Linked DNA regions of Mus musculus: region 2 is linked to region 1. The links are chromatin loops, found by intact Hi-C in ENCODE. Cell type or tissue: heart. All regions are shown on one strand. Links, peaks and the distances in the headings refer to the core of each region. The heading gives the core; the rest is flanking DNA.

The links. A loop is a pair of places that touch in the nucleus more often than their neighbours do. Peaks named below come from ENCODE experiments on the same cell type or tissue, not always from the same donor. Only the 100,000 strongest peaks of a DNase experiment are listed, where the experiment ranks them.
Region 2: a loop joins it to region 1, with 2.1 times the contacts of the local background. A loop is called at or near these places in 2 of 42 quality-filtered maps.

Annotation. Positions count from the first base shown.
Region 1 is chr15:42,506,767-42,522,968 of GRCm38, forward strand. Angpt1 (angiopoietin 1) reads right to left here. Exons shown (of 9, transcript NM_009640.4): 3 at 5,518-5,639. Among named protein-coding and RNA genes, the nearest start is that of Gm41313, 150 kb to the right of the region's middle. In heart, for the core only: no CTCF peak of the experiment used is centred there; a DNase peak (open chromatin) is centred at 8,575.
Region 2 is chr15:42,560,470-42,576,671 of GRCm38, forward strand. The region is part of intron 1 of Angpt1 (angiopoietin 1); the gene reads right to left. Among named protein-coding and RNA genes, the nearest start is that of Gm41313, 97 kb to the right of the region's middle. In heart, for the core only: no CTCF peak of the experiment used is centred there; no DNase peak of the experiment used is centred there.

The sequences.
Region 1 (16,202 bases), core at 4,726-12,725:
GTGTGTGTGTACTATAATCCTAACTATAAAACTTTCTTTTTTCTGCCAAAGAGGTGGGAGATACTCTTAAGGCCAGCTCACTGGCTTGGCTGCACAGGCATGGATCTTTCTCAAAGCTGCTAAGTCACACACCCAGACAGGGCTCCTGACATTCCTGGGGGAGGAAACCGAGCTTAATTTAGATAATCCCCTCTGGAAAGTAGATTGGCTGATTCAAACCAGACCTGGCTGACTTGGGCACGGTGTTCTTACATTTCAGAGATGCCTCCATATAGAAATAACTTTTCCTTGTATCTGTAAGATTAATATTCACATAAAAAAGAGGTAGGTATGATCAATTAACTATTTCTAAAAATGTACACATTTGACTTTGACCTCTTCTCTGCTTACTTGGGAGAACACTGGCTTTGCTTTGTTTTAGACAGGGCTTGGCAGAGTGCTTCTCATTCCACTGATCATATGAAAATAAACAATAACAATAAATAGAATAGGGAGATAGACTATGTGTCACAAATGGGATATTTTTGGTTTGTTTGAAGAAAATCATTTCTTAAAAATGGTGTAGGCAAGGATACATGTGACTTAAAAGCAGCTATTTGGCCTACAGTCCATTGCATGAACTGGACCCTTCAACAGGAAGACAGTAAGATAGCTATAAGAATCCAGCCATACTGGAAACTAAATCTACTTGCACAATGCCCTAAGGGAGCACATATGAAGTAATACCAGAATTCAAATTCATATAAAAGAGCAGCCTGACTCCACTTTACTGATAAAGACAGATAGGTTTTTCGTTGGTTTTCCTGTGAAGTATATTCTTAACCATAAGAGATGTCACCTTGTTCTGACAAAGATGTGCAACACTCCTGAAGGCCAACTCCCAGACTTGTTAGTGAAAGCCCCTAATATACTCATAGCCAGACACAGCCTGAAACAACCCCAGGGAGGAAACAGAGCTTGCTTTCTAATATTCTCCTTCTTACTTAAGTGTATGAAATACAACAATATTACCCAATGTCAATACATAAATATGAAATAATAGTAGGTGCTATGTCCAAATCATGTTGGTGCACTCTTTCTAAGGTAGGCTTTCAACATTCCTGTTACCACAGCTATGCTTCTAGTTTCATACTATGGGATTGAGACCCTAGTCTAAAGGTTTTCTGGGATAAGTTTGCCAGATTTAGTAAAGAACAATGTGAGAAGTCTGGTTAAATAGATTTCTAACAAAAAAGAAAAAAGAAACACTTAAAACATGCTGGAATGATAAAAAAGCCAAGAGGTATATGCATGCATACATGTACATGTATGTGTGTGTGTGTGTGTGTGTGTGTGTGTGTGTATAATGCATATGGATATAAATATAGCATATGTATCTATTACGGAAGAACAGGAATAAATAAAATTAAGTTGAGGAAGGAAAGATGTAGGGAAGTGATGGGACATGTGAATATGCTTGACAGTGAAGAACATAAGTGGTTTGTTTGTTTGTTTGTTTGTTTGTTTGTTTGTTTTAAATATAGCTGACAGTTCAGGGTATCCATTTATTTTTCTGATTCATCATGGTTCCTTTCAGGTTCGCATTTGAAACCCATGGTATCCTAGGAATGAGTGTACAAGCTTCAAAGCAGAAGGCATTATCACAGTCAGTAGGAGAAACAGTGAAGAATGTATGGTAGTAACTTTTTAAGATATTAATCATAGATAGTAATACATCTGCTGAGAGATGGATCAAAGCCATTCTAGTGTGTCTCTATACAACAAAATGCAATGCAATGCAAAAACAAAAAAACAAAAACAAAAACAAAAAAACCTTGTATTGTAGGACATTTTATTCACATTAATGTGTATCTTTGTGATGTTTACAGAATCGCAAGTCAAAAAAAAGCAGAAGAAAGTGAATTCCTCTTGATTGACTCGATAAAATTCTTTATGCATAGATACATCCAGTTATTCAATTCCTAAATCCTTTTTGTTTATGGTGAAATATACAAATATAAACTAATTTGAAAATAATACTGCTTTCTAGTATCCTTATACACTACATACTTCAAAACAACAATTGTCTATTTAATTTTAAGCATTTATTTGTTTGTTTTTCTACATATTTACTGGGGCTACAGATCAAACTCAGGTCCCATGCTTGCTAGGCAGCGTATATGCCACCTGGCTACATACCCAGCTCTTCATTATAAAATAGAACTTGTGAGTGTTCTCACAATGCAGCTTACCAAGCTAAGTCTTTAAATAGAGAAAAGCTGTGTGATGCAATCCACACACTAAAGCATTGGTGCTAACACGAGGATGACTCAAACCTTCTGTCAATCTAATGACTCTAATCTACTCATTAGACAATCAGGTCTATCCTAAAAGTGAAGGGCACATTGCTTAGTTTAATAAAAGAGTCTTCACCTAGCTTATTAAGGTGGAAAAGCATCTGGTTAGAAACATACCTGAATTTAGGTGCAGAGAGTTTGAGTTTATATTCTCAATGTGTTTCTTTAAAACTACTGAAGTTATGACTCCGGAAACAAGATGGTCAGTTCTGAGGGTCTGGAGTCAGCTTCACTATGCTAATATCAACCACAGCTCCCAGAGCACTGCTTTACTGAAGTTGACTTGCTACTGGGATTTTCCTGACTTCTCAAGGGCTTTCTTTCTTTTTTTTTTTTTTTTTTTAACTTAAGTTTATTTTTTAAAGTGGTTTTTAAATTTTTTTCTTCATTTACATTTCAAATGCCATCCCAAAAGTCCCCCATATCCTCCCCCGCCACTCCCCTACCCACCCACTCCCACTCCTTGGCCCTGGTGTTCCCCTATACTGAGGCATATAAAGTTTGCAAGACCCAGGGGCCTCTTTTTCCAATGATGGCAGACTAGGCCATCATCTGCTACATATGCAGATAAAGACACAAGCTCTGGGGCTACCAGTTAGTTCATATTGTTGTTCCACCCATAGGGTTGCAGACCCCTTTAGCTCTCTCAAGGGCATTCTTATTTAAATTAAATTTTAATAAATTTTAAATATCAATAAAAATAGCTGCACAACCAAGTTTAACATATAAAATGCATACTTAGTTGGACAGGGAGCCTGAAAAGTCGTGCTTGGGGGAAAACACTAGTGAGAAAAATACTCACAGTCCTCTGGCTTAAGGAAGAAAGGACAGGAAGTGACCCGCTGTTGCAGATGGCATCTGTTTGTTTCCTTCACTTTTATATTAGTCACTTCTCTTACTGCTGTGATGACATACCTGACTAAAGCCATTTGAGGAAGGGTTCATTTTGGCTCCTGCTTCCAGGGAAACAGGATGTTATGACAGGGTCTAACAGTAGTGGCGTAGAGACAAGGGATCACATGGCATCTTCCCCTGTCTAGAGCCAGTGAGAGGCAAACACTGGGAGTAGCTGAATCCCTCCTTTTTGCTAAGTCTAGGACTGGAGTACCTGTACCTGCCGTGCTGCTGCCCACACTCAGGGTGGCTCTTCCCTCCTGCTTTAAATTTCTCTGGAAAATTCCTCACAGACAGCCCAGAGGTATTTCCCCTACGTGACTGTAAATCTATCAAGCTGAGAATGAAAAGTAGCCATTTCCCCCATCCCCATGCTAAGCCTGCTTCTCCTGACCAGTTTGCCCCTAGAACTACCTCTTTGTTGGTTATAACAAGTCCATTATAAGTACTCTTTGGTTGTTGTGAAATGAACTAGGTTCAAGTCAACAGAACATAAAGTTTTAGCTGGCCCAGTAACTCATGTGACCTTTCTTCGTTACTTTCTTTCATTTGTTTCTATAACAGATATTTCATTTTACACTTTCAGTAAGTTTTCAGATAAGTTCAGTCCTTTGAACTTACTTTATCTTTGACCAGCCCTTTATCATCATTTAGTGATAGGTTTGATATATATATATATATATATATATATATATATATATATATATTTGTATGTGTCTGCCTATCTATCTATCTATCTATCTATGTATCTATCTATCTATCTATCTTTCTATCTATGTATCTATCTATTCCCTTTCTAAAGATCCTAAATATAATGACTCAGAAAAACAAAATTACATGCAATTGATCGACATACTCAAAATTCCTGGACAGAGATCTTGAAATACATTATTGTAAGTGGGGTTCCCTTCAGCAAGAAAGTTAAGGCATTTGGTGGTAACCCTAAATTGAGGGTGACTGAAGTAAAGCATACCTGTTATACACTTGCATATTTCTGGTTATCGTGGGACTGTGTTGGGATAAACAGTAATTTTCAAGAGGCTTTTCAATTTCAGAACATTTCATCAAACAGCCAGTTCAGGGTCAAGTGCTGTCAAGTTTATTTATACTTAAATAGTTTATCCCATATCACCCTACAAGAATAAATAAATGTAACACTTGTGACCCCTTGCAGATGCTAAATCAACAGTCAGGTTTATTTTATTCGTGCAGAAGTTTGATTGTAATCCTTGGCATTGAGGTCTACTCTTTGCTTGATACTGGGAAAGCCTTTAGGCTGTAGATCATGAGACGCCTTCTGTGAGGGTGAAAGAAGAGAGCTACCAGCAAAGCAAATGGATTGCATTCCTGCTTCCATCAATAGCAAGCTGTGTGACCCTGGGCAGGCTACTCATTTGGTCTGATTCCCTGGTCCTTCTGCAGAGGAGGAAGGGCCATAGTCCTGCTACATGCTCCCCTGGCCTTGGAAGAGAATCTAGACAGCAGATTCTAGCTCCAGCAGATAGTGGTATTTAGTGACTACTTATCAGACAGTTGTCTTTACTGAATGCAGCATAAGAGCTAAACCATCCTGTAGACAATCAATATCCAGAAGAAAATGCAATGAAGTGAACGACACTCATTCTATAGAAGATGGTTCTTTGTGACAAGCACCAATCATCAGTACTAATGACATCAAAGTGAGCTAGTTTCACTGTCCCACCTTTCAAAATCTGTTATGCTCCACTGACCTGAGATGCCTGATATGAGGATATCTATTAATCAATCAAGAAAATTTATGTCAAATTTAAATGACTTTAAATGAAAAAAAAAACTCTTATTAGTTATTTTATAGGCAAGTATTTTCTGAGGAAAATTATAAATCTGCTTTCCTGTAATCCAAGCTCTCTGAATTGAATTGAATTGTGTTTTACCATGATCCGAAGAGTGGAGTAAATGACTGGCTGAGTAATAATCCAAGAGCAGCTGTCCATTCTTCTCTCTAAGGTTACAAAGTTGGTGCTGCTGAAGAAATGTCAGTCTATTTAGCCAAAATGGCAAACAATTTTTGTATATATGGTACTATTAGAAAAATGGCCCGTGGCAGAAGTTAAGACTGAGGGCTAAGCAACTCCAGATGGAATCAGAACACAGGCCCAATGGTTGACACATTGGCTGTACCTGCATCTTTCTCTTCTCTTGTGGATATAGTTTTTCAGTTACCTCAAAAGAAACTTTCAGTTGCCGGTGAGATAAAGGATTTCGAGAGGTATACATAAAAGCATTTTCATAATAAAATAGTCCTTACCTGTTTTTTTCGTGAATCTTCAGAATTTCATTTGTCTGTTGGAGAAGTTGCTTCTCTAGCTTGTATGTTGATAATGAATTCTCTAGCAGTTGTATTTCAAGTCGGGATGTTTGATTTAGTACCTTGAAACATTTTTGAAAAATAAAATTTCAATCACAAAACAAGTAGCAAAAAATCCTTGAGATTTTAAAATGGGTTTTGTTCTTAATATTTTTCCGAATGACTTAGGCATATGATGGTCAATCTATCAAATATAGCTTTGTAAGTGGAAACACAGGCAGATGGGAACTAAGTTTGTTTGAATATTCCAAATTTTATACCCTTACATCCTAGGATAATATATTTTGAAAGTTTCCTTTTTGTTCTGTCCAACATTTATAAGTGCAAGATATATTATTAGTACAAGATCTTGATATTACAGGTCATTTTGAATTAAGAGATATATGATATATACCTACTGAAGCCTATCACCTTACTAAATTAAACTAGAAATCCAAACAACTCTTGTGTTAGTCTGGGGAGATTTTTTACCATATTTATTGGATGGCTGTCATGGCAGGTAGTTCATTCAAAAGAACTTTCACATACTATTTCATTTATTTGACAATCTCATCTGTTGGCCCTGTTACATTATAGACGAGGACACTGGAGTCCAGTGTAATCCAGATTCCAGATCTGAGTTTCTAAGCAAAGACTTTCTTTGAGTCCACAAATTTGCACAGTAATCTGAGAAGCTGCACTCTAGTAATTATTGGAAAGCTCAACATTCAGACATGAAATTTTTTAAAAAGATATTGCTATTATTTCTCTACCTGCACTGACTGGAATCCTCAAAAGAGTCACAAAAGATCTACACTTCTACTCAGAGACTAATAGGATAAAAGTCTATACTTTTACACCCAACTCTACCATGCTCCAGGCAAAGAGAGCAGCCTTAGAAGTGGTTTTCAAATGGTGTCAACATCTGCCCTTCTCTTTCTCTATCCTCCCTCCCTATCTTTGCACTAAGGAAGATTTTAAAAAGGGGAGGGAAAGGTTATATTGGTTTTAAATTCTCCTTAAATCATTTTTTTCCATCATAGTTTACTTAGATCTACTTGTTAAAAGGGACATGAGAAGTTTTTGTTTGTTTGTTTTTTGTTTTTTTTTTGGGGGGGGGGTTGTTTTTTGTTTTGTTTTTGTTTGCTTGCTTTGTTTTTGCAGTGTCACTATCAAGTACAGGGTTCTGCTGTAAAACTGGAAGTGTTGCTGTGTTCCTCCACCTTTGCACAGGACTAAAGCTGGGATTGGATCTGGATCTTTGGAACACGTACTCAACTACTTGGTTGAGCTATGACTGCAAGGCAACTGGGCTCTGTATTTGTAGTAGGACAGAGAAGGAACTAGGTTGGAGGTGAGAGACAACGGCTTCAGATGCTAAATTTAAAGAAGGGCTTCTTCTCACCTAGGCAACCAAGCTAAAGTACATGGTATACATTTGTGGAGTACTTCAGAGCAGAGTTTTTAAAATTCTAACATATCCCATAAATATTAGATGAAATCATTACTATTAGTCTATGGAGTGGTTTCAAATTCATATCCATGGAAACATAATATATAAACAAATCATAACCAGTTAACTATTTCAAAGTATAAATGTCTCATCTTGCCATTTTCTACTCCTTCTCTAGCATCTCACTCCTTTCTAGGCTATGAACAGTGTAAGGCCAACAAAACCACATAGGACTGGAGTATTAACTTTCAAGGACTATATTTGTTTTATAATTACTTCTCTGTCTATTGACTTTAAAACTTTGTCAATAATGCATTTTTCCTAAACATACATGAACTCAAAGATTTTGACATTATGCACAATATTTGCATAAGCTCAAAAGAGACAAATTCCCAGCATACTGACATTTGGTTACTGTTAGATGAGTAAGTTTTCTTTAATAATGTGACCTTACTAGGTTGAACACACTCAAGGGTGGACCCCACTCACAAGAGTAGCTGTGCAACATTACAAGTACACTCAGTGGGGGAAAGTAGAAAGCCCTGAAAGCTTGAGACGGGTCAAGGGAGAGGGGAAAGAAAGGGATGGTGAGGGAAGGGTGAATATGATCAGAATATATTGTATGAAATTCTCAGAGAATTAACATAAGTATTATTTTTAAATTATTGTCCTTATCAGTTTACTCAAGGAAAAATAGAATTTGAAAAACATGGTAGTGAATATTAAGACTGAGGCTGCATTCAGCAAATAGTTTACCCAGGTCAGTTTCTGGTTTCTTTGCTTACTGAATGAGCACTTATAAATATTTGAAATGAGACGTGAATCACTTTGTATTTCTGTGTGACAACCAGTACCGTGAATGAGAAGACACACAATGCTTATGTATGAATCAAAGGTGGGCATGGCATCTCATGGAATGAAATACATTGGTCACAGGTACATCAAACCTGTGTTTGCTTTGGTTTGCCATACTCTCTGAGGGCACATCGTGTTGGTTGGTTTCTGTCAACTTGACAACTTGAGAAACCATTGCAGAAGAATGATTTCTTTCTTTTTACTATTTGTTATTCATGCATTGTGAATTTCACATCATTTACCCTGATCCCACTCACCTGCCTGTCCCTTCATATCTACCCTCTGCCCCTGAAATATCCTCCACAAAAGAAAAATTTAAAAACAAGTAAAGTGTAAAAAAAATGTTTTAAAAGATATAACACACACACACACACACACACACACACAAACACATACACACACAAACACACATCTCATAATGGAAGCTGTGGTGTGTCGCTGTGTGCCCCACAGTATACCCTGTTGTCCACACATCTTTACTTGCTAATGTTCATTGTATTGAGTCATTGGTCTGCTTAGAGGCCTCTGGCTTCTGCTATACTATATGCTACACTGGATCCTCACAGGGACTCCTCTTGAACATTCTGTTGTTGCCCTGTGTCATTGAGATTTTGCAGCTTTGGATCTGTAGGACCAGCCTCGTCACATGCTCCAGCATTTCACAGATGGGATCAACTTGAAGCATTGGATCTGGGCTGGCTCTGTAGCTGAGTTTGTCAGCTGGCAAGTTCTCCTGCACCCATACCACCAGGCCAAGTTCCCCAGCACTGCCCCAGCTATCTCACCCAGTGCCCACAGCTGATAAGGGACATGGCCAGCTCTCCTGCTCTCACACTCGAGAACAGCTCATCTACTCTTACCACACCTGGAAGAATGACTCTTATTCAACAAAATCCTTTTCTGAAATTGGCCTATAGAGAAGTCAGTGAGGTACTACTTTGACTAATGTTTGAAGTGGGGGCCCCAGATCATGGTGGGCTGTGTCACTCCTTGGCAGGCAATCTCAAATGTTATACGAAAGCATGATGAGCAGCCCATGGAAGGTGAGCCAGTAAGCAGCACTCCTCCATGACCTTGGCTTCAGTTCCTGCCTCCTTATTCCCGCATGAGTTTCTACTCTGACCTTGCTCTATGATGAAGTATAACCTGGGAGTTTGTCAACTGAAAGAATTTCTCTCCCAAGTTACTTTTGTCATGGTGTTTCAGCATATAGAAACCCTGAGGCACACCTTGCGACACATTCAAAGACCAACATTTTGGCTTTTGAAGAATAATCTACATTTTTACCCATGTTCTCTGGAAACAGACTAGAATCATTATCTGGGATTAACATTGAGGCTGCCTGTATCTAACTCTTGCAACAACAGCCAGTATTAACTTCTTCTTGTTCTCCTTTGCCTCTAGTCTACATTATCACAGAGCAAAAATCCTTCATGAAAACAAGTCAGATCACGGCATTTGCCATGTTGAATATGCTAATGGACCCTCTCTTCAGTTGGTTTACATTTGTAAGGACTTAGTTTTGTAGTAACATATTTTTTACTCTGTGATCTCTTAGTTCTTGGATATCACTTCTGTCCCCCATCTGCCACACTATGCTCCATCTACTGTCTTTTTGTCAATTCAATTTGCCAAATCCTTTTCACCTCAAGGTCTTTGTACCTGCACTTCTGTCTGGTTGAAATTTCCATCCCATCCCATCTGACGAGTTAGCTTGTTTTCATACTCAAGGCATGCTTAGAAGTATGTTCTGGCCATGCCTAGAAAAACATCTACCTCCGTGCTCTCCTGTAGTTCACCCATCTTGCTTTCCTTCTGGAATCTCCATTGCTGAAGATGATTCTTCTTTTTTATCCATGCTATGTTTTTCTGCTACACTATGATTACACAGGGCCTGCACTGCTGTGTCCATAGTCCTGCAGAACAAAGTCATGCCCACTGGAATATTCAACTATGTGCTGGCAGTGCACAATGGGTTGTTTGCAAGTCAGATACTGATTATGGAAGGTAACAGCCCCACAGGCATAGTTACACTCTTACAGGCCAAATTTGAATTATTGGGCATGGAAGAAGAAAGCAGACCTATCTTAGAGATCCAGGCTAAGGGCTGGTCAACTTAGTTTAAGCACAAATGCCAAACTCTTCTCTTTTCCCATCAGCTTGACTCTATTGCTGCTTTATTTCAAGTCACTCCACTGATGTTTTCAAACAGGCTTGAAGTTCAAATCTGGGCATGCAGGGGAACTGTAGAAAACTATGATAAATTGACCACTGCCTTGCATGAGTCTATGAAACTTACTGTTGGCAATAACTGAAGTATTCCATTAAAATGACAAAAGACATTTCCTTCTTAGCTTAAACACATCCCAAAAGCACATCCCTGGGAAAAAATGTTTAAGAGGAAAGGGGAGAAAAGGAAGAAAGGAAAGAGTGAAGAATAAACGCAATAAGTCCCTAAGGACCAGTGTCAAAGCTTAAATTTCCCAGAGTTTTCCATAGGCTGAGGAAAGTAAGATCTGAAATGGAGGATTTATGTAGTTTAAAGAGCTTAGCTATTTAAAAAAATAAAATAAAAAAATAAAAAGTATTCACTTTCTAGAGAAAGTGAGGTAAGAATTTTCAGACAGCTTCTTGTAATGCTTTTAAGAGTATTTCATTTCAAATCCACACTAACTGAAAGGTAGTTATTGAAAGGAAATACAGAAACCACAAAATAAAATACCTTTTTTTGTAGCACATTGATCTCAGGGCCATTGATTTACTGTGGGTTTTTTTGTTTGTTTGTTTGCTCTCTCTCTCTCTCTCTCTCTCTCTCCCTCTCTCTCTCTCTCTCTCTCTCTCTCTCTCTCTCTCTCTCTCTCTCTCTTCATAGAGGAAAGTGAACATCTGGGATGGAGTGATATGGCCCCTAGTATCCTGCCCACATCACACACCTTACATTACTAAGAGCAAGATGATGATTTTTCTCTGCCTCTTGATGAGATGCCATATGAAGTGAGCAACAGTTTCCTTAAGTGGCTCTGCTTCTTACCTCAGCTCAGGAAATCCTTAACACGGAGTGACTTCTGGTTTAAACAAGTAGAAGTGTTGGAAAAACAAATCAAAAGGTATGCCAAATAAACACTCTGGCAATCCCAGAATATGAGAGATGATCGAATGGTTGTCTAAGTAGCTTAAATATGTTATTCTTAAGTGGGGAGGGAGCCAGAAAGAAAAGAGACACCCAAGTTTACTGAGCCCATCAAACTTGGAAAACAAATTATCTGCAAAATCACTTGAAAAATTAAGGAACCTTGGAAAAATATTGTTAATATAGGTTATAGTAATAGATATTTAATACTGTATAAAATTATAATGTATTATATTTATGTCATATATGTTTATATTAACCATCCATATCAGTATTTGTAATGTTCATAGTAACCTCATTATATTTGAATATAATATATATCGAATAATATATATTGAATATTAATATATACCATTTATAACCTAACAATGTAACTTTGTGCCATATTTAAAATATAATAACTGCATGTGGCTATGGAATTTGGTAAGTACAGTACTTTTTAAAACATGCAGATATTGTAGGTTGAATTATCTTGTTTATTAGAGTGAACTATGTGGCTTCTCTAAATTTAGAGTCTCAGTTCTTCCTTAAAAGTAACTAAGAACCCACAGCTTCTCTGCCTAAGAAAATGCCATTTTGACCATTAACTACTGCTACAAACTGTTGCCTTTCCAGGCATCCTGACGTCTTCAGTTTGTGGCAGCTGATGGCATCATCTGATTTCTCCTTATTATACAGATCAAATTATCACAATAAGGCAGGAAGGGGCTAAATTTATCATGTTCTTCAGAGTACAAAAACCTACATTGGGATGATTACTCCTGCAGCCCAATCTTTTTCAGTAGCTTACTTTTCTTTGAAGTCATACTCAGCCCATCAGCTAAGTTTTTAGTTATATTACTACCAACACAGCCTTGGGTTAAAATCCAAATATATTACAATCAGGGTTGTTAATTACTTAATTAGAACTTACTAAGGTTTTGATATACATCATGTTCTACTCCAAATCCCAGTGATAGAGCTTCAAAGGAGGAAAGAAAATCCTTACTTTCCAATTAACATGTGTTTGAAGAACTAGTTAGATTTTTTTTTTTTTTCAGTCAGTAGCCAAGTAGTAACTATCTTAGCTTGGTGAGCTGTCATTATTTGGATGTAAAATGTTCCCAAAAGGTTCATGTGTTTGAACATTTGGTCTCCAGCTGGCAATGCTGTTTTGGGGAATTATAGAATCTTTATGGCTTGGGGCCTCAGTGGAAGAAATGGATCCCTACGGGTAAGTCTTCAGGTTTGTAGCTTGTCTTATTTGTAGTGTAGCCTCAGACCTTTCTGCTTTCTGATATAGTTAAACGTGAGCATTCACAGCTACACACTCACAATGTGGCCTTCCCCACATCATGAATTTTGTACTCTCAAACTGTAAGCCAAAATAAATTCTTACTCCCTTAAGTTGTATCTGTTACATATTTTGTCACATTAACAGGGGAGGGGGAGGGAGGCAGAAACCCTGATCTCTAGGGCATGTTGTCTTTACTATAACTCTGGCATTACCACCCCGATGTGAGAACAGTAACACAGCCACACACAGCATATGCATAGATAAATGTGGTTGTGTTAATGCAGCTTCAAAAAAGAACACTTGTCAAATTGAGCCAACATTTTCTGAATCGTCATCCAGCACTTTATGCAAATTAATTACCAATGTATTTTCCTTATAAGACCCTCTCGCTAATTTATTTCACCATCATTTCAGCTAGTTCAAGGTTTAAAGTTTATTCGAATGTCCTATCAAGGAAGACAGTTCAATTTTTAGAGTCAGCCTTTGACGGTAGACATAAGAAGAAACTTATGTCTACCGTCTTATCTAAGAAAGATGTGCTCTTTCAACAGACTACTTCTGAACTGCTTCAAGTTTCTAACTGTGCTGTTGTGATCCATGAAGTTATAGTCCTTAGTGACCTCTGAGAAGCAGAAGGGAAGTGGGATTAAAGTGCAGGGGATTTATTAGAGCAAATGTCTATGGAGGGAAACTTAGTGGGAGGAGCCAGAGATGGTCTTCAGATTGAGGTCCAGGCTTTACCCCAGTGAGGAAGAGAGCAGGCAAAAGGAGTACTCAGTGGAAGTCTTAGTCCTCAAGACAGCTGTAATTATATGCAACAGGCGATGGGAAAACACTAGCCAAAGTCATGTGTCAGCAAAGTTCTAAAGCTCCTGGGAAGGATGCTAAGTATCCTGCCACAGTGAGTCATTGCTTAGAAATGGCTGTTGAGAATTGTGGTCTCTGCACCAATACCTGATGGGCTTGAGACTACAGCAGCTGGGGTCCCTGTTCAATCAGACTTCCCACAACAGCATACTCAAAAGGTGTGTTTTAAATGTGACAGAAATTGGAGAAAGAGACTTGATCTAGAGACTTTATACCACCTTAACTCAAAGACAGTGAACATAAGGACTGCTTATTGTGACATCTTGCCCCATGGAAATATGCAAAATACATCTGTTCAAATGACATTAAATTCTGTTTCTAATACCATAGTGCTGGAACTATTGGAGACTGGAGGAAACTTGAGATAGCTGTCTGAAGACATTCCCTACAGTTGACACAGCTGGCAGCTGGCAAGGACAGCTTGAAGGCTGCATGTGATGAGGTCACTGGCACCTGAGAGAATGAATGGTGTATGTGTGGGAAGGGGGAGACTGCCATTCCCATAAGCAGCAAAGCCATGGTATTACATATAAGAGGCGCTCAGTAGTTTTAAGAGTATTGCTCTGAGCTAAATCTTGTTCTCTGTTTGCACCCGTTGATGATAATTCCATAATCTTAAAGAAAAAAGCAGAACCACAGGAGAGAGATCAGCACTGGTAGAAAGATACTCGTCATGCAGATTTTGACACCAGACTGCTTCACTTTAAATTCTCACTTTAATGGTCACTAATTCTTTCATCTGAACCGACTTTTTGCATCATTCTTTATTTTAGTTTCCTCATCTTCCAACAAGGAATGAAAATATGACATACTTTATAGGACGTATTTGCTGATACTAGTTAATATGTGTGTAAGATTAGACTGAGGCAAGGGGACAATTAAAAGTAGAACTTAATTTGGTTTGTTGATCTGATAAATTCTCTCCCTTGACACCAAATTTGCCTGAGGACAAAGTGAGAGTGAGATTGCACAACAGGAGGGGCACATGAATAATTCATGATCCTCACTCCTTTATGAAAAAGAGGAACTTGGAGAGGAAGGGATGTTTGCAGATACTGATGTGTCTGAATGAGTGCTGTTCTCCACTGAGATAGGGAGAAGGAAAAGGCTTTCTCTGGTTTCAATTTCTCATTAGCACGCCCATGGCCAGCAATCTTTTCTAGAGGTGCTCATCCCAGGACCCCTTTTCTGATTATAATGTTCATTGGGTGTAGGGATTCTTTATGCCCTGCAGCAAAACCAAGGCCTTCCTACTGCCTTTGAAAGTACAAATCTAGAAGGTCAACAGAGGACTAGTAAGCAATAAGGAGCTTATCTTTATAAGATCATCATGTGAGAGCCAGGGTGCACAACGGGGCAAAGCTCTTGCTACATGATCCTCAGATTCTAAAACAGCCTGAAGTCAATTTTCAGGAAAGGAAACCACAAAAGTGTGAAACCGAGTTAGGAGGATATCAGAGCAAAATACCAGAGCAAACATGGACTGAGTAGAAGGCTCCTTCAGCTCTTGAGTGAATCATGTAAAGGCACTGAGTATTCATTTTGTAAATGACTCTGTGGCAGGAACAGGGTGCACTTTCATGGTTAGGTTGAAGCAAAACACACACAAGAGTTCAAATATACACCATGTGGATGCACACTTGATAAAGAAAAGTTTGGAGTGTAAACACCAATGACTGCCACATGTTCAAAGGAAGATGAGAAGAATGCAGGGGCTTCACTTTGTAAAGCACAAGGAGGCCTGTCTGAGCATTCTCTTGTCTAATTGACTCTGGTTGATAATTCTGAAGGATTTGTGATTAATTTTGAGTTTGTCTATCCTAAAAATATTCTTGCTATATCTAGTAAACTTTAATTGGCCTTTATGATGAATTTTCACTGTTTATGATGAATTTTCAGAGTTCTATTTTCTCTTTATTCATTGCCTTCTCTGTATTATCTTTCAGAAAGTACATGTTTCCCAGTCTTTGGAACATAGAATAAATTGCTACTTTTAAAAACTTGCAAAACAAAAATCTTTACAGATTGAAGATTAAAATATTGACAAGACTTTTTTTTTCTCCACCACATCAGTACTTCCTTGATGAGAAAAGAATAAAAACAATATCAGAGAAGGTTTTGGAGTGACATAAAAATAAATAAAGATCCTTGCACACACACACACACACACACACACACACACACACACACACACATACACACACACACACACTGGAGTCCTCTCCTTCTCCATGAATTCTGAATTCTGAGACTTGAAATCATGTCCGTAAGCTTGGTGAAAAGCACCTTACACGATTGAACCATCTCACCTGCTAGTGTTTCAGGGTTGGAACTTATGAAACTGTTTGTTGCAGGAAGTAAGCATTTGGCATTAGATAAAGTAAAAAAAAAAAAAAAAAGAACAAAACAAACACTTTCATTGTGTGTAATATAGGAAATCAATATTTTATAAATGAGCATGCTTGCTTTACATGATTATAAATGAGTCAATACATATCATGTTGTTCAGTTATGAGATCTAGTTGCCATTCCCTATATTTCCTGTATATCTGATAGTGGTCTACAGAAAAAAAAAAAGTGTTCTTCAAAATCCAGGCAATTTATTCCTCCATTGCAATCAGCATTTAAATTCTGATTTCACTAGTTGATTATTAGTATCATTAGTCAGTGAAAGAGATATGAAGACTCTAGAGTTCAATAACTGTGTTAGTGAAAGAGATAAGAATATCTTCCTTACCTACATTCTTTAAATGATTTTCATAAATGTGTGTGATTTTTAATTTTTTTGTTGTTTTGTTTTGCTTTGTTTCGTTTGTCTAGGCAACCTGTATTTCATACAAATTGTTTTATCTCTACAAAGCATCTTTGCTACTTCTCTTTAACTATTAACATGATTTACAATATCACTGACACAGATTAAATAAAGTAGAAATATTTACACATGCAAATTTTGTGCCTTGATAGAAATCAGCTACATCAGAACAGAGCCACCTCTCATTCCAAGTTTCAGAATGCTATCACAACGGAGTCACACTAGCCACAGTTAACTGCACTGAGAGGCCATC
Region 2 (16,202 bases), core at 3,547-11,546, 53 kb after region 1:
TTCCTGGTGCTGGGATTGCAGGTATAATGATCATATGTGGCTACAAAACCTAAGTTTTATCAATATAAATTTATTTTTATTTTGATGCCTAGTCTCTAGAAACATTAACTACATGGAAACCATAATTGCTAAGAAAAAAAGGAATGTCACTATATTTACTGGAGAAGTAAGAAGTTCTATTTTGTAAAACAAACAAAGAGTTTTCTAGAACTCTCTCCCAAAAGCATATTAGTCCTATTGTCTTTTGAATAAACCAACTTTATGTCTAAATTTTCTTGTCAGAAGTCTGATAGACACTTAGCTATTAAAAAGAATGAATTTATGAAATTCCTAGGCAAATGGATGGACCTGGAGGGCATCATGCTGAGGGAACCCAATCACAAAAGAACTCACATGATATGTACTCACTGATAAGTGGATATTAGCCCAGAAACACAGAATACCCAAGAAACATGATACAATTTGCAAAACACAGGAAACTCAAGAACAAAGACGAAAGTGTGGACACTTTGCCCCTTCTTAGAATTGGGAACAAAACACCCATGGAAAGAGTTACAGAGACAAAGTTTGGAGCTGAGATGAAAGGATGGACCATCTAGAGACTGCCATACCCGGTGATCCATCCCATAATCAGCCTCCAAACGCTGACACCATTGCATACACTAGCAAGATTTTGCTGAAAGGACCCTGGTATAGCTCGCTCTTGTGAGGCTATTCTTGGACCTAGCAAACACAGAAGTGGATGCTCACAGTCAGCTATTGGATGGAACACAGGGCCCCCAATGGAGGAGCTAGAGAAAGTACCCAAGGAGCTAAAGGGTACTTTAGGAACCCTATAGGAACAACAATATGAACTAACCGTACCCCCGGAGCTCGTGTCTCTAGCTGCATACGAGTCAGAAGATGGCCTAGTTGGCCATCATTAGAAAGAGAGGCCCATTGCTCTTGCAAACTTTATATGCCTCATACAGGGGAATGCCAGGGGCAAGAAGTGGGTGGGTAGGGGAGTGGGGGGTAGGGTATGGGGGACTTTTGGGATAGCATTGGAAATATAAATGGAGAAAATACCTAATTTAAAAAAAGGAAAAAAATACAGAGTGGGAGAAACTTTTTCTCAGTGCCACTCCTGTAATCTGTTCAAAGACAGAAGCAACATCCTTTTGCATCAGGGCAGGATTTGGTGGAGCACCTCAAGAAATGAGCTGAGAAACTGTGAACCATTTGTTATATTTCCTGCTGTGGAAAACTTTCTGCATTTTATGGCTCAAATGACTACTAATGGGTACTTGGGTACCTGTAGGTGTTTTAATACATGTAATAGTTACTTTCCTTGTGACCATGACAACATAACTCCAGGGATGAACAACTCAAGGGAGAAGGACTTATTTTGGCTCACATTTTTGAGGCACATCACAATAGGCTTTTGTGACAGGTCAAGGAGGCAACCATCCATATTGAAGCCACACTACAGGAGCAGAGATGAATGTTGGGGCTTTGCTTGTTTTCTTTATTTACTTGGGGATCGTGGTTCATGTGACAGTGCCACCCGAATTTAGGAATCTTACATCCTCAGTTAGAACTCTCTGGAGAGACCATCACAGACACGAAGGAATGATTTGTAGGTGATCTAAATCCCCCAAGATGAAAATGATATGAAGGAGAGGGGCTGAGTGGCTAAAGCACTTACTGCAAAATCACACACAATCACACCTGAGGTCAAATTTCCAGAATCCACCTGAAGCTAGGCACTTCCATGCATTTACAATCCCAATGCATTGTGGACGCACAATGGCAATATATCCCTTCCCAGCATTACAAATAGACTTTAGAAGTTCAGATGGGCTTAGTGGAACCACTTCCTTTTAGTCATGACAGATCAGCCTTCATATGGCTCCAGTGAGAAAAACAATGTGGTATCAAAAATGAAGAATTTGTTTCTGGGGAGCTGTACTGGCTCTTCTTTCCTTCTTCTTCTTCTTCTTCTTCTTCTTCTTCTTCTTCTTCTTCTTCTTCTTCTTCTTCTTCTTCTTCTTCTTCTTCCTCCTCCTCCTCTTCCTCTTCCTCTTCCCCCTGTTCCTCCTCCTCCTCCTCATTATCACTGTTATTATTTTGGTCAACTTGACACAAGCCTAGACATATCTGGAAATAAAAAGCTAAACTAAGAGACTGCTTCCATCAGATTTCCTGCATCAAAGCTATAGGATATTTTGTTGTATAATAATTGATGTGGAAGTGCCTGCTCACTATGGTAGGTACAACCCCTGGGTTGTATAGAAAAGCAGGCTAAGAAAACCATAAGAAGCAAGCCAGTAAGAATTACTCCCCAATGGCTTCTACTTCAGCTCTTGCCTCCAGGTTCCTTCCTTGCTTCCTCTGTAGTTCCTGCCTGTAGCTTCCTGCCTGGAGTTCATGCCTTGGATCCTTCAATGGACTGAGCCAGAATATATATGCCTACCTAAGTTGCCTTTGGTTGTGGTCTTTACTGCCGCAATAGAAATCCAACTGTGACAAGAGCCACTTCCCAGTGTCATTACTTTCTTTCCCTCTCATATGAAATGGAGAAAGCATGTTCTCTGTCTTTTTCACAAGTTTGATCTGATCACAGTAAAGTCTAAATGCTCTGTTTATTCAGTGTCAGCCCTTGCTGTTTTAGAAAGTGAGACTTTCATCTGTCATGAAAATCACCCTGCAGTTCAGTTATAGAAAGTCAGCTTAGTCCTGGCACTGAAAAAAAGACTCCTTCTCCAGAAGTCTGGGAGCATGAATTTGATATGCAGAGCAATTATACTTCATAATGATGGATGTAACAGAACCTCAAGAGGACAGCAATTAAAGGGATTTTTTAGTGTCTAGTAGATCCTCTGCAAATCTCCCACTGGGAACTCTTCACATCCTCTCCAGATTGGATAGTACACTTAATTTTCCAGGACATCTTTTGTCTGTTTAGCTTACAATAAAGCCAAACAGAAGAAGATAACGTGTAAAAAAAAATTACACGGTGACAAAGCAAACGCCTGTTCAAGAACAGGAATTTGAAGTCCTTCAAAACATTATACGCGTGCGTGCGTGCGTGCGTGCGTGCGTGTGTGTCTGTGTTTATGTGTGTTACAGAAAAATTTTAAGGCTATTTCTTCCACCTAAGGATAATTATTGTCAACCGATCTTACCAGTGTATTATAATATAGCATATAACATTATTTTGTATTTTTAAAAATGTAAAGATTGTAGCAATCACTTAGAGAATATAAAACCAATATCTCGCAGTTCCTACTTGCATTTCAAAATGCATGACTTGCATTTCAAAATGCATGCCAATTTACAAAATTCAAAGTCTTTAAATGAAAACTCAATAACAACATTTTCTTTAAGGTTAACCAGTCAATTATACCATAAAGCAAATTTCCCAAAATAATTTTGCACACATCATCATACTATTCAATGATTTGTAGAGCTTCTAGTTTTCATTTCATGCTCAGCAAATGCAATTCTACTTAAAACAACTTTAAAAGTATGTGTTAGACATAGGTCTGAGATAGATGAAAGAAAGTATTCTAGATTGTCATGCTAATCTTTAATTGGATATGCATCTGTCTATAATCAGAGAGCAAGACATACATCATTCATTGTGTTAATGGTCCTGGATCCTCCCATCTATTCAGTGGAGTTCAGACTTTGAGGCTGGATGCTTGGAAATACCTCTTGTGGTAAGTGCTGCTGTTGAGATGAGTGACTGAGCTCCTGTCCTCCTGGATTCTACCACATGGTTTACCATGCTGTTATTGTCCATGGTGGCAATCAAAATCAAATGTCAGATGAAACCATAAAGGATGTATGTGTGAAAGATCAAGCATCAAGGATTCCTCAGATATGGAATGCAGAATGGCCAGAAAAGAATCTTATTGTCTACTGCCTAAACATAGGAAAAGCAATTAATCTGTTCATTATTATTTTAAACGTTTTATAAGTGAATTATCAGAATGAACCTATGAGGTAGATACTCAATATATGCAGAGGAAATGAGGTGATAAGTTCAGAAACTGTTTTACTGATTAGGCAGATTCGGGAATCCAGAAAGTTTGACTCCAGAAACTGCTCTCTGCTAATCTGTTTTCATAGGCCACACATTTGAATAGATGGCAAGAAAAAAGGTCTTTCTGAATCAGATTCCAAATGTCCAATATTCCTCATTATTTAAAAATAGATTATATGTGTGACTTGGTTTATCAATCACCAGGTATCATTGCAAATAATTTTTCTTAATTAAACAGTAAAGTATTATTCAAGAATAATTTTACTCACAAATGTAATTGCTAAAATCCAGAGTTTGGTATGTGGCCTAAAATATTATGAAATTCAACACTTAAATCTCCCATGATATTATAAACTAGTTCTGTTGGGCATAGTAAAGCAAGCTTGATAGTATGTGTGACAGCTAATACATTAGCATTTGTCTCAGATAACTTGGAAGCCTAGCCAACACTTTTTATTTCTCCATTGATCTCTTACTATGTTTAAAATTTATATTTTCTTAGGATAAAATGTATATTGTCTCACAGGTATGCTTTTCAGAATAATTTCTTCACTTAACATTCTTGCGTGATTTACCTCATGTATTAGTGTACCATTTTCTCTAAGTATGTTTGATGTGTGTTTCACGTGGTCATTCACCTGAAAACATATGCTATTTATTTCAAAAAGGTATGATTGCAAATTATTGTACAGTAAACACAATCAAAAGAACATAAGATGTATTACTTGAGGAAAATCATAAAAGCAATTCATTCCTTTCAATGGCTATATGATGATGCTTCAAAACGGGGGTGTCTCGCGATTTGTTGTGTTTTACTCTTGAAAACACATTTGTCTTGTCCTTTGCCTCTTAAGTGATCTTTCTTATTTTCCTGTCTGAATTTTTCTTCCCACTTCTGTGATCATACTCTAACAAAAGCAACTTAAAAACAGGAGATCCAGTTTAGCTCACAGATCAAGGTACAGTAAACTTGTCATAGCACAGAAGCCAAAGCAGAGGGATCATGAAAGTAGCTGGTCCCATGTCACCCAGACTCAAGAACAGAGAGCAGCAAATATGTGCACTTTCTCAACTGTCCTTTTTACCTTAGACTGACCAGGAGCTCCTGTCCAGGAAATGGTTCCAACTTCAATTAAGATAGGTCTTCCCACATCAGTCAATATAATCAAGACATGTCCACAGACTTTCCCAGAGGCCTCTTTTCCAAATTACACCAGATCACCATAATCACACAGTTAACAGTAAGCATCCCAATGATGTAAATACACTTGGAATTATTCTTGCATAAAATCATGTGAGTACTAGTAGTATAATTCTCATAGAATGTATTCCTTGAATGGTATGTAAAATTTCAATGTTACCAGCTTTATTTTCAAAATAACACAAGCCATTTTTACCCATTTTGTGTATATCTATATTGATATCTATCTATCTATTTATTTATCTATCTTTCCACTCATATTTAAAACACTACAAGTTATGACTTTTCTTTAAAAACCTGCAAATGTGATAAAATACATTTTACTCTTATTTGTTTCTATTTTTAACTAGTAATGAGGATGAACTGCTTATCAACTGTTGATGTCACAAGCCTACTAAGATAATACTGTTTCTACCACATTACTACCATGATTACTTTTCTCTTATATTCATGCATATGTTTGAATAGGAAAGATATAATTGTTTATCATGATCTGTTTATTTTGTATTGTCTTTTTTTACAAAAAGATTGTATGTTTTGTATGTCTACCTTTTGGGTTTCCTATTTTTTCCAAGAACAATTTCAATACTCCTACTTTTTTCTCCAAAACATTTAGGTAATATATTAAAATTTTAAATTTCATACTTCCTGGATTTAGTGTCACCTGTGGTAGAAGATATTTATAAATGACCTTGAAAATGAACTTGATTTTCCTAAGCTGTCTACTTAGTGTATTCTCATTTAATTAAATGATTCCTTTGCCACACACCAAGTTTGTATATGTACACATTTCTGATTCTTAATTTAGAATTTGTTTGTTCTATCCAGTTCTAGACAAACTTCATGGTTTTCCTTCAATAACAGTTGTACTGATGACAACTTCAGTTCTACTCTTCATGAGGTAGGGTAGAACCTCATACCGGGAACAGCCCCTATTTGAACAAGTTGTACACAAGTAGAGAAAGGCTACTTTTTTTCCAAGTCAGAAAATGCAAAATAGTATCTCGAACCAACCATAGTTTCTTTCCACCAACACTTGTTGATCTCTTAACATGTTAGTTTGAAATATTATTGCACTTATAAGCAAATTTGAGTGTGACCCTCATACAAATTATAGGGACTAAATATAGATCAGTGTTCCTAGGATCTTAGGCTAGAGATTGGCAGCACAAGGTCACAAGGGACTTTTTTCAGTTCTTGGAGATACTCTGTAGTTTACGTGCACTCGAGCTAGTCATATTTGTTTGAGATCATGACTGAGTTGTTTAAGAAGTGTAGACTATACTGTATAGAATACAGTAAATACTAATTCGATCGCAGTAAAGTTGACTTTTTAAAGTCTTTGTAAGTTTAAAATGTGGACCATTGGGGAGATTTAACCCAGATTCGTTCTTGCAGGTCAAGAGCAAAATCCTAAATCAGAGCTTAGTGATTCCTACCTCTGTTTACATGATTCACAATTGACCTGGTTTGACACAGCTTTAACTGTGGATGGCATTCATCCTGGGAGAAAAGGCACTCACGCTTATGCAAGCTTGCAGAGTTTATTACAGTGTCCAACAACTGATCTCCGAGCTGTGAAAGATATCACTGTTCCCAAGAAGCTGGGGCTCAGAATAGGAGGCAGATATTCAAGAACATCAGAAGCAGTAATTTCCCACTTGAGAAGACAGTGGAGAAGGTCCTGATTGATGGCACCACAAGAAGAAGCATTCATAGCTTTCTCTGCTTTGATTGGTGCATTGTAAAGAAACTCAGTCGCCTCTTTCTTGAATATCTGTGCAAGACCTGGGGCTGTCTTTCATCGACCAGAGTCCAGGGGCAAGGGAAGATTAATGCACATTTCTGTAAGAGAGCCCCAGGCTCTCTCCATGTTAGAGGTCCAGCAAGTCTGGAGAGGTGATCCGTTCAAATAACTCTTATGGGCTCCAGATTCGGTGTTATCTGGGTTTATCCAGGAGGAGTTCAATTTCAGGGTCCAGGGGGATATGAAACGAGGAGTTTTAGAGTTATCATGACAATGTGCCTGTTTTATCTCACTTGTGAAAATGTAGCCTGTGTGGAGGTAAGATGATAGGACCCATCTTGAGCTAGCAGATTATCACTAATGCCTTCAGCCACTTATCCAAAGTGCAGAATAATACACACACACACACACACACACACACACACGGCTCAAACAACCCCACTGCCCTAAATTCAGATGCAGGCAAAGTTCCATTCCACCTATATTTTACAATCAAAAACTTACTAGGGTATTTATTATAGTGCTATTTCTCATAACCTTAGTATTATTTTTCCCGGACTATATACCTGCCAACCCACTAACACACTACCCCATATCAAACCAGAATGATATTTCCTATTTGCCTATGCAATCTTATGTTCTGAGGTATGTATATATATATATATATATATATATATATATATATATCCCAAACTAGTCTAGTTTTCAGGATGGGTTTTGCAAAGCTTGTTCTGCTATGTTTAATACTTAAACAATTTTTTAAATTTATCATTTGGAAAGGATAAGTTCATTTTATAGCAATACAGAATATTAATGACCCATTAACAAATAATGTCTCTTCTAAGAGCTTCCTGTGGATCCTCCCAAAAAATCCAAGAAATATTAATTTTGACAAATTGGTCTCTTTCTCATAAGTGGTAACTTGCTACAGACTTAAAAACCATCTAGACGATAGTAATAATAAATACTGAAGAAATAAATAATGTAAGGAACACACAGGAGAACTCTCAAGTCTGAATGGTTCAACATAGAGTGAGCGGTCTTGTAGAAGGAATCTGAGGAATGTCTAGCAGAGCCTACATGTTTTCTTTCTGATCTTCATCCAACCACTGTATGAGCTCTCAGCATCTGCAGAATGCTACCTGGGATATAGTGAAAGGCCTCATGTGGAGCTGTAGAACTTGGCAGTGACCTCTAAGATTTCTTTCTTTGTAATGTTGTTTTGTAAAATTCCACTTTCTACATATTTTTAGCATCTCCAGAAGTGGAAAGGCTAGAGAGATAGCTCAATGATTCAGGACTGTTCACTCTGTTCTGAATACATGCCCCAGTATCTATGCAACAAATGGGTGATAGATTTGTGTATACCTCTAATCCCAGCACTGTGGAAGATGAAGATAGGAGGATCAACGGGCCTTCTGTGCTACCAGTCTAGCCAAAAGGAAGAGTTCCAGGTTCCAGGATAAGGCAGAGAGTGATATAGGAATACTCCCAGTGCCTACTTCTGGCCTCTATTCATATGAATACAGAGAGAGAGAGAGAGAGAGAGAGAGAGAGAGAGAGAGAGAGAGAGAGAATCCTTTATAAAAGATACTGGTGCATGCATAATTCAGTACTTCATAATTTTTTGCTTTCCCAAATAATTTCTTTTAATGCCCTGTACCAATTAATGTAACTAAGCACCTGTACATCAATTGACATGAAAGTCATAACAAAATTTGAAGATGTATTTTTATATTTAACTTTGACTTAAGGTATCAATATGAGCATTTCATAACATCTGCAACACAAATATGTCACTGTTTTAGTAAGTTAGGAAATAAGTAAACACATGGATAATAATGCTTATGTTTCTTTAAATCATACCATACCTGTTTAACTAACTTTTCCAGTTATAGCATTCAAAGCATATAGAGAATTGGAATACCTGTTATATTCATTTGTTACTTTTGTAAGAAACCTGGACATAAATCTTCTATGAAACACATAAAAATTGGTCCACAGCTCATAAGGCCATGCCCCTCCTTAAAGAGCTATAAATAGTTAATGATTGTTAATGGAGGGGAAATTATAATACTCAGTGGCATTACCACTGGTATGTTATATTATTCAAATGCTCACTGAGGTACACTAATTAAATGCCATAAAAAAGAGATGAAAGTAGAAGGGTACTTGTTGGGAAGGAGGGACTGGGGGAAGTAAGGAGATAGGAGAGGACAATTAGAGAGGAAATGCTTAAAGGGACATTGTTAATAAGTTATGAAAAAAAATTTTTAAATGGAAGGAGCTGGAGAGATAGCTCGATGGTTAAGAGCACTTCCTGCTCTTTCAGAGGACCCAAGTTTAGTTCCCAGCACCCACATGGCAGCTTACAGCTATATTTACCTATAGTTTCAGAGGATTCAACACCCTATTCTGGCCTCTGTAGACAGTAAGCACTCTCATGGCACATACAAATATACATACAAATAAAATACCCAGACACATAAAATTTTTAAAAATTTAGTATAAAAATTTTAAATGGTGAATAAAAATGTTTTCAAATGAGAGGAGATACTGCAACTTTTATTTAAGGTAAAAGATTGTTTTTAAATTGAACTTTTATAATGTGAGAAAAAAACGTAAATTCTCAAGCATAATGATGAATGTCTGAGCAAAGGAAGGCAGGGGGATCATAGCTCCATGCTCTAGAACTCCAAAGTTTCTGATACCTTAAAGAGACACTGAATAAGTCTCTTGCTTTTAGCCTCATCAATAATGACATCTGCTACCCACAGAAGAAATGTAACAGTTTTATTTTTAAATTTAGTATGTCAATACTTTAAACCTTCTTTCTTATGAAACTCATATATTTATTTGTTTTTCATCTATGCTTCCTTCTGGAAATGACATCATACCAAGGATACCTGAACAGCCAATGGCTAACAATATTAAATTGTTGCCAGTTGGACAACTTCAGTCTTAAGTAATACAAAGCTAGAAGCTCTATTTCTTATGTGATATGAAAGATCTTTGTCCTTGTAAATGTAACTTTTATTCCCCAGGTGTAAAATTGTCATCTCAGGTGTTTCTTGCTTAATAAGCTTACCCTTTCTAGCATTTCTGAACTCTGGATGGCTGTTTCAATTCAGCTGCTCTGACCCAAACTCCTCTCCAAGTTGACTGATTCAAACTGGCTTCTCATGGCTTCTGACTAAATTGCTCTGCTTGGTCTCAAACTAACTCTGCCAATCTGTTCTAATTTTCTGGATCCTCATTCTCTGGCTGGTTGTGTCTGAAGTTGCAGCCTATATCTGTAAAACTGTCCTGGTAAAAGTCCCATATTCCCTCTCTCCCTCTCCCTCTCCCTCTCCCTCTCCCTCTCCCTCTCCCTCTCCCTCTCCCTCTCCCTCTCTCCTTCTCCCTCTCTCCCTCTCTCCCTCTCTCCCTCTCTCCCTCTCCCTCTCCCTCTCTCCTTCTCCCTCTCTCCCTCTCTCCCTCTCTCCCTCTCTCCCTCTCTCCCTCTCTCCCTCTCTCCCTCTCTCCCTCTCCCTCTCCCTCTCCCTCTCCCTCTCCCTCTCCCTCTCCCTCTCCCCCTCTCCCTTAAAATAAATTAAACTATCTAAGGGAAGTGTTGAAAAGCAAATCTTAGAACCAGCAACTACAGCATCAAGAATATTTTCTAATTTGTATCTATATTCCCTAGTCTGTTGTAGACCTATGATCTTGCTTGGGGTTTTGATGGGACCATGATAAAAGTCATTGATAGCCAAAAAAAAAAAAAAAAAAAAAAAAAAAAAAAGTCATCTAGCACAGCCACATTCTCTCACTCAAAAAAGTCTATTCTATTTAACAAATATTCAGAAGACCAACTCCTCAGTGTACAGAAGACTTCAGCATCCAATGATTCAAATTCCAAAGTTGAAATGAAAGTAAATCAAATTATTATCAAGGTTTTTCTGATGCTGTTTTCCTTATAAAACATTTGAGTGCTGAGATGGCTTGTGTTCAAGTGTTGCCTCTCCCACTATGAGTTATGGGAAGGATAGAAGCATTTAATATTTGTTGGTATCATATATAATTAATTATAAAGGTTCCTAAATAAATACAGTAAATATGCTCAAAGCATCCAAAATGACTATCACAAGTATAGTTTCTTGTGGGGAAGGATGTGAGTTCTATTAAACATAATATGTTTTACAATTGCTAACTGGGTATAAGGATATAAAACAGGATAACATTACATAGCATATTACTGAATTATGAAAATTTTAATATTTCCACCTAAACTGTTGTGGTGATTTGAATGAGAGTGGTCTCCATGGACTCCTATTATTGAATGCTTGGTCACCAGTTAGTGGAACTGTTTGGAAAGGACTTGGAAGCCTGGTCTATTTGGAGAAGGTGTGCCACTGAGAGTAGGTTTTGTGGTTTGTCTTTCTGATCTCTTTCTCTCTCTCTCTCTCTGTCTCTCTCTCTGTCTCTCTCTCTGTCTCTCTCTCTCTGTGTCTCTCTGTCTCTCTCTCTCTCTCTCTCTCTCTCTCTCTCTCTCTCTCTCTCTCCTGCCTACTATCTCAGGGGAGGGGAGGGGACAGGGCTCAGATTGTAAAACTTCAAGCTACTTCTCCAATGTGAAGCCTGTCTGCTTCTTGGACTCTGAAACTGTAAGTAAAGCCTCTATTAAATCTTTTATAAGATGTACCTTGGCCATGGTGTCTCTTTACAGCAACAGAACAGTAACTAAAACACCAATTCTACTAGAAAAAGTTTCACAAAACACTTGCATCATTCAAGTAAATAATTCTTGATGGTACTAATCTTCTGACTCCTCATTCTCTTACATTAGTAATTTTGAACACAGTAGTTTGGGAAGATGGCGCCATCAGTAAAGTACTTACTATGAAAGTGTAAAGACCTGAGTTCTATCCCCAGTACCTTTTTAAATATTAAGTGGTGTTTGAAATACCCGAACTGGAGAGGCAGACTGATGCTTGCTGATCTGAAGTCTAGTCAAATCATTAAATTCCAAATTCAGTGACAGGTGGTGTTTTAAATGATAAAATAGAAAGGCAATTAAAGAATGAGATCTGATGTTAATTTCTGGCTTCCATATGGCATACTTACATATGGGCACACACACAAGTACACAAATATTTGATGTCAGGTACATGAAGACCTATACTCTAGTTTTATGTACAATTTATCCAGAAAAATCTCCAAGTACATTGGAAAGAATGAAATTAATCATCTTTAGTTTCTTTTAAACTTTTTGTTGAAGGGATGCATAAGGTTTATGCAAACATTGCCTTGGTTGTAAAAACAGATTCTCTTCTTTAAGATTAAATTTCCTCGTAATTTTCAAATTTCTGCTAAGAGTTAATTTTCCTTTTGAGTCAAAGAATCAGAGATCTTGTGTTTCTGCAGGACTCACACACATGAGTAGCCTCTAGATAGGTCAGAGAAGTCACTCTCTGCTCACATTAAAACTTCCATGGACAGAGTACAGAGTACTACCCAACATTCTATTTTTTAATCTTGAGAAAAATCTTAATTACACTTATTATTATTATAAAATTGATGGTTTCTGATATTTTGTTTTTCAGATTGTTTCCTACAGGGGTAGGGTGGGAATGAGCCAACATGACTGATGAGCTGGAGAGGGAAGAGCAGTCACCATGTCACTAGGAAATGGGACCTGAGATGACACTAGGGCATTTTTGGTATTTCATAGTTCTCAATGTTCTGGGAAAATCATGACAAATATTTGTCCAGAGTTATTTCAGTAGCTGTAGTAACCAAATTTGGAAGTCATAGATCATTTGCAATGTAACAGAAGTTAGAATATGTATTTAAAACAAACAAACAATGTTCAAAGTTACCATCAGGATTTCATAATATTCAGTGTCTTCCTAGCTTAAATCCAGTCAAGTGCAATGTTCTGAAAATATACAATTTACTCTTACAGTTAGTGGGTAGAACAGATGTTCAACATTCATTCAAAGAGGGGGCAACTTCCTGAGAAAGGTTCTCAGCCCACTGCCAAACTGTAAGTTTTTCTTCTCTGTGTTCCTAAGCCTTTTTTCTAACCTTCTCAATCACTAGTAATATTCTTTGTGAAATCAAAATTGGAATGTCAAAATGGAATGGGATTTTCCTTCTAAAAGAAGGAATACATGACAACTGGCATTTAAAGAACTGCTTCTTGAAGCCAGGAGTTTTTCTTACATGTTATAGGAAGTTTCAAAAAGAAGAAATAAATAGAAATGGCAATAGCTTTTTTTGTATTGGGGAAAAAACTTTTTGTTCCTTTTAATATTGATAAGTATGAAGAAATATTCCCATTTTTTCCCAAATGTTTATTGGCAAGTCCTTAATTTTGTCAAATTACAAAATTTACCATGTTAAATATTGGAGACTCATTGGCTTGCAGACATAAAACAGTAATGGTTATTCAAGTTTGTTGTGGACAAGAATGAAATACATGTCTCATAAACTTGCCAAACTTAGTGTCTACAAAATCTTTGAGGAACACATAGGCACTCTGACTCCAACTGTTTTCCCAAACCATAATCCACATGGCAATATGACATGTCTTTGAAATGGTCCACAATAACACTGATCAGTCATACCTCAAATATCACCACTGGTTTGAGATGTCAGTTTCACAGACAGGTAGCCACATGCCACATTTGTGAGGCAGCCATAGGTAAGGAAACTACAGGGGAACTAGTTTATTTTCATACTATGCTTGGACCTCATCACTGCCAAATCCAGCTTAAAGAGCATGAATGAGATGCAAAGTTCTCACTTCTTTCAGAGACTGCCTTTGCTAGAACACAGTGGAGGCCCCTGGGTATCCCCAAAAGAGTGGGGCTTTTAGTGAAATTAATATTTACTGAATGCATACCAACTCTTTAAGGCAAGACCTCAATCTTACCATTCTTGTTTGTGAAAAATCACATGAAGAGAGAAGTCAGTTTACTTTTAGTTGTTTACCTAGAGGCATTTGCTGATCCTCAACATCACACTGCTGTTCACCAAATATGCAGATCTTAGTCCAAACTGATACACTTATAACACTCCGGGAGATCAGATTCTCTGTATTTTGACTGCTTAGAACAGTGGCCAGCACACAACAGCATAGTATGTTCTCAATGAAGGGTCAACGAATTCATGAATGAAAGTTTTTACCCTAATAAACATCAAACATCTAGCCCATGGGAAATGCTGTAATTATTAACTAGAAAATACAAGAGGATACAGGCAGGAACTAATGAAGTTTGTTAAGTATGGAACAACACTAGGGTGATCTTGTAGTTCAAAGTTCTTTAAAAAAATAACTGAAACACATATGGATTTATAGTAGTGACAGCAAGGAACTGGCTGATCTTCAAATACACAAGAACTCACTCCTCGCCCCTGCCCACATGATTGACTTTACCATAAAACACTCTTTCTAACTCTTAATCCTGCTATAAAAGAGTTAACCTTTGATGTGTGTTTCTGGAGCGCTTGTAATCTGTTTTGAGGCTTGCTGCCTAGGCAGTCCTTTGAGTGTATAAACTTCTGCCATTTGGTAAGAAAGACCTAGGTAAAATGTTCAAAACTGCTTCAATTTTCAGCCCCCATGATTCACATGTAATTTTGGTATCTTTTAGTGGCATAATCTCAATAATCTGTATATACCAACTGATTATCTGTCACTAAATGAAATTTAGATTCTTCATTTTTCTTTTCTTTTATGCTCATTATACTAAAAAAATTATATTCACATACAAAAATGCTCTTAGGGAACCACTAAAGGAAAAGAATTATTCAGGGGCCCAGTGTAACTACATTAGCTGATTCTGTGGGTTAGAATAGCTGCTTCAATTTGGCAGACTTCTGTGCTGCTGAGCAGATTAGAGGGATGAGATCATGAACTGACAATCTGAAGTGACCTGCTTTTAAATCCACAAAGGATAATTCATAAGCAAGGTCAATGAGTTGGTTGCTGGGCAATCACTAGCCTGAGGGTATTATAGATGGACTTCATATAAAGCTTCAGCAAGTTCCAGAACCTTTTCATTTAGGTCTATAACATTTGAAGTTAGAAACTTGGTGAAATGTATTATAAAACTCAGATTTGCATGTATGCTGTAAGACTCATATTATGCATACATATACACGTCACACGTATTATAATGAGTTATACTGTAATGGTAGTACTATTTGGTTATTTTATCAACATCTTTGGCGGTTCCTCAGAAAATTGGACATAGTACTACCGGAGGATCCAGCAATACCTCTCCTGGGCATATATCCAGAAGAAGCCCCAACTGGTAAGAAGGACACATGCTCCACTATGTTCATAGCAGCCTTATTTATAATAGCCAGAAACTGGAAAGAACCCAGATGCCCCTCAACAGAGGAATGGATACAGAAAATGTGGTACATCTACACAATGGAGTACTACTCAGCTATTAAAAAGAATGAATTTATGAAATTCCTAGCCAAATGGATGGACCTGGAGAGCATCATCCTGAGTGAGGTAACACAATCACAAAGGAACTCACACAATATGTACTCACTGATAAGTGGATATTAGCCCAAAACCTAGGATACCCACGATATAAGATACAATTTCCTAAACACATGAAACTCAAGAAAAATGAAGACTGAAGTGTGGACACTATGCCCCTCCTTAGAAGTGGGAACAAAACACCCATGGAAGGAGTTACAGAAACAAAGTTTGGAGCTGAGATGAAAGGATGGACCATGTAGAGACTGCCATATCCAGGGATCCACCCCATAATCAGCATCCAAACGCTGACACCATTGCATATACTAGCAAGATTTTATCGAAAGGACCCAGATGTAGCTGTCTCTTGTGAGACTATGCCGGGGCCTAGCAAACACAGAAGTGGATGCTCACAGTCAGCTAATGGATGGATCACAGGGCTCCCAATGGAGGAGCTAGAGAAAGTACCCAAGGAGCTAAAGGGATCTTCAACCCTATAGGTGGAACAACATTATGAACTAACCAGTACCCCTGAGCTCTTGACTCTAGCTGCATATGTATCAAAAGATGGCCTAGTCGGCCATCACTGGAAAGAGAGGCCCATTGGACACGCAGACTTTGTGTGCCCCGGTACAGGGGAACGCCAGGGCCAAAGGGGGGGAGTGGGTGGGTAGGGGAGTGGGGGTGGGTGGGTAAGGGGGACTTTTGGTATAGCATTGGAAATGTAAATGAGCTAAATACCTAA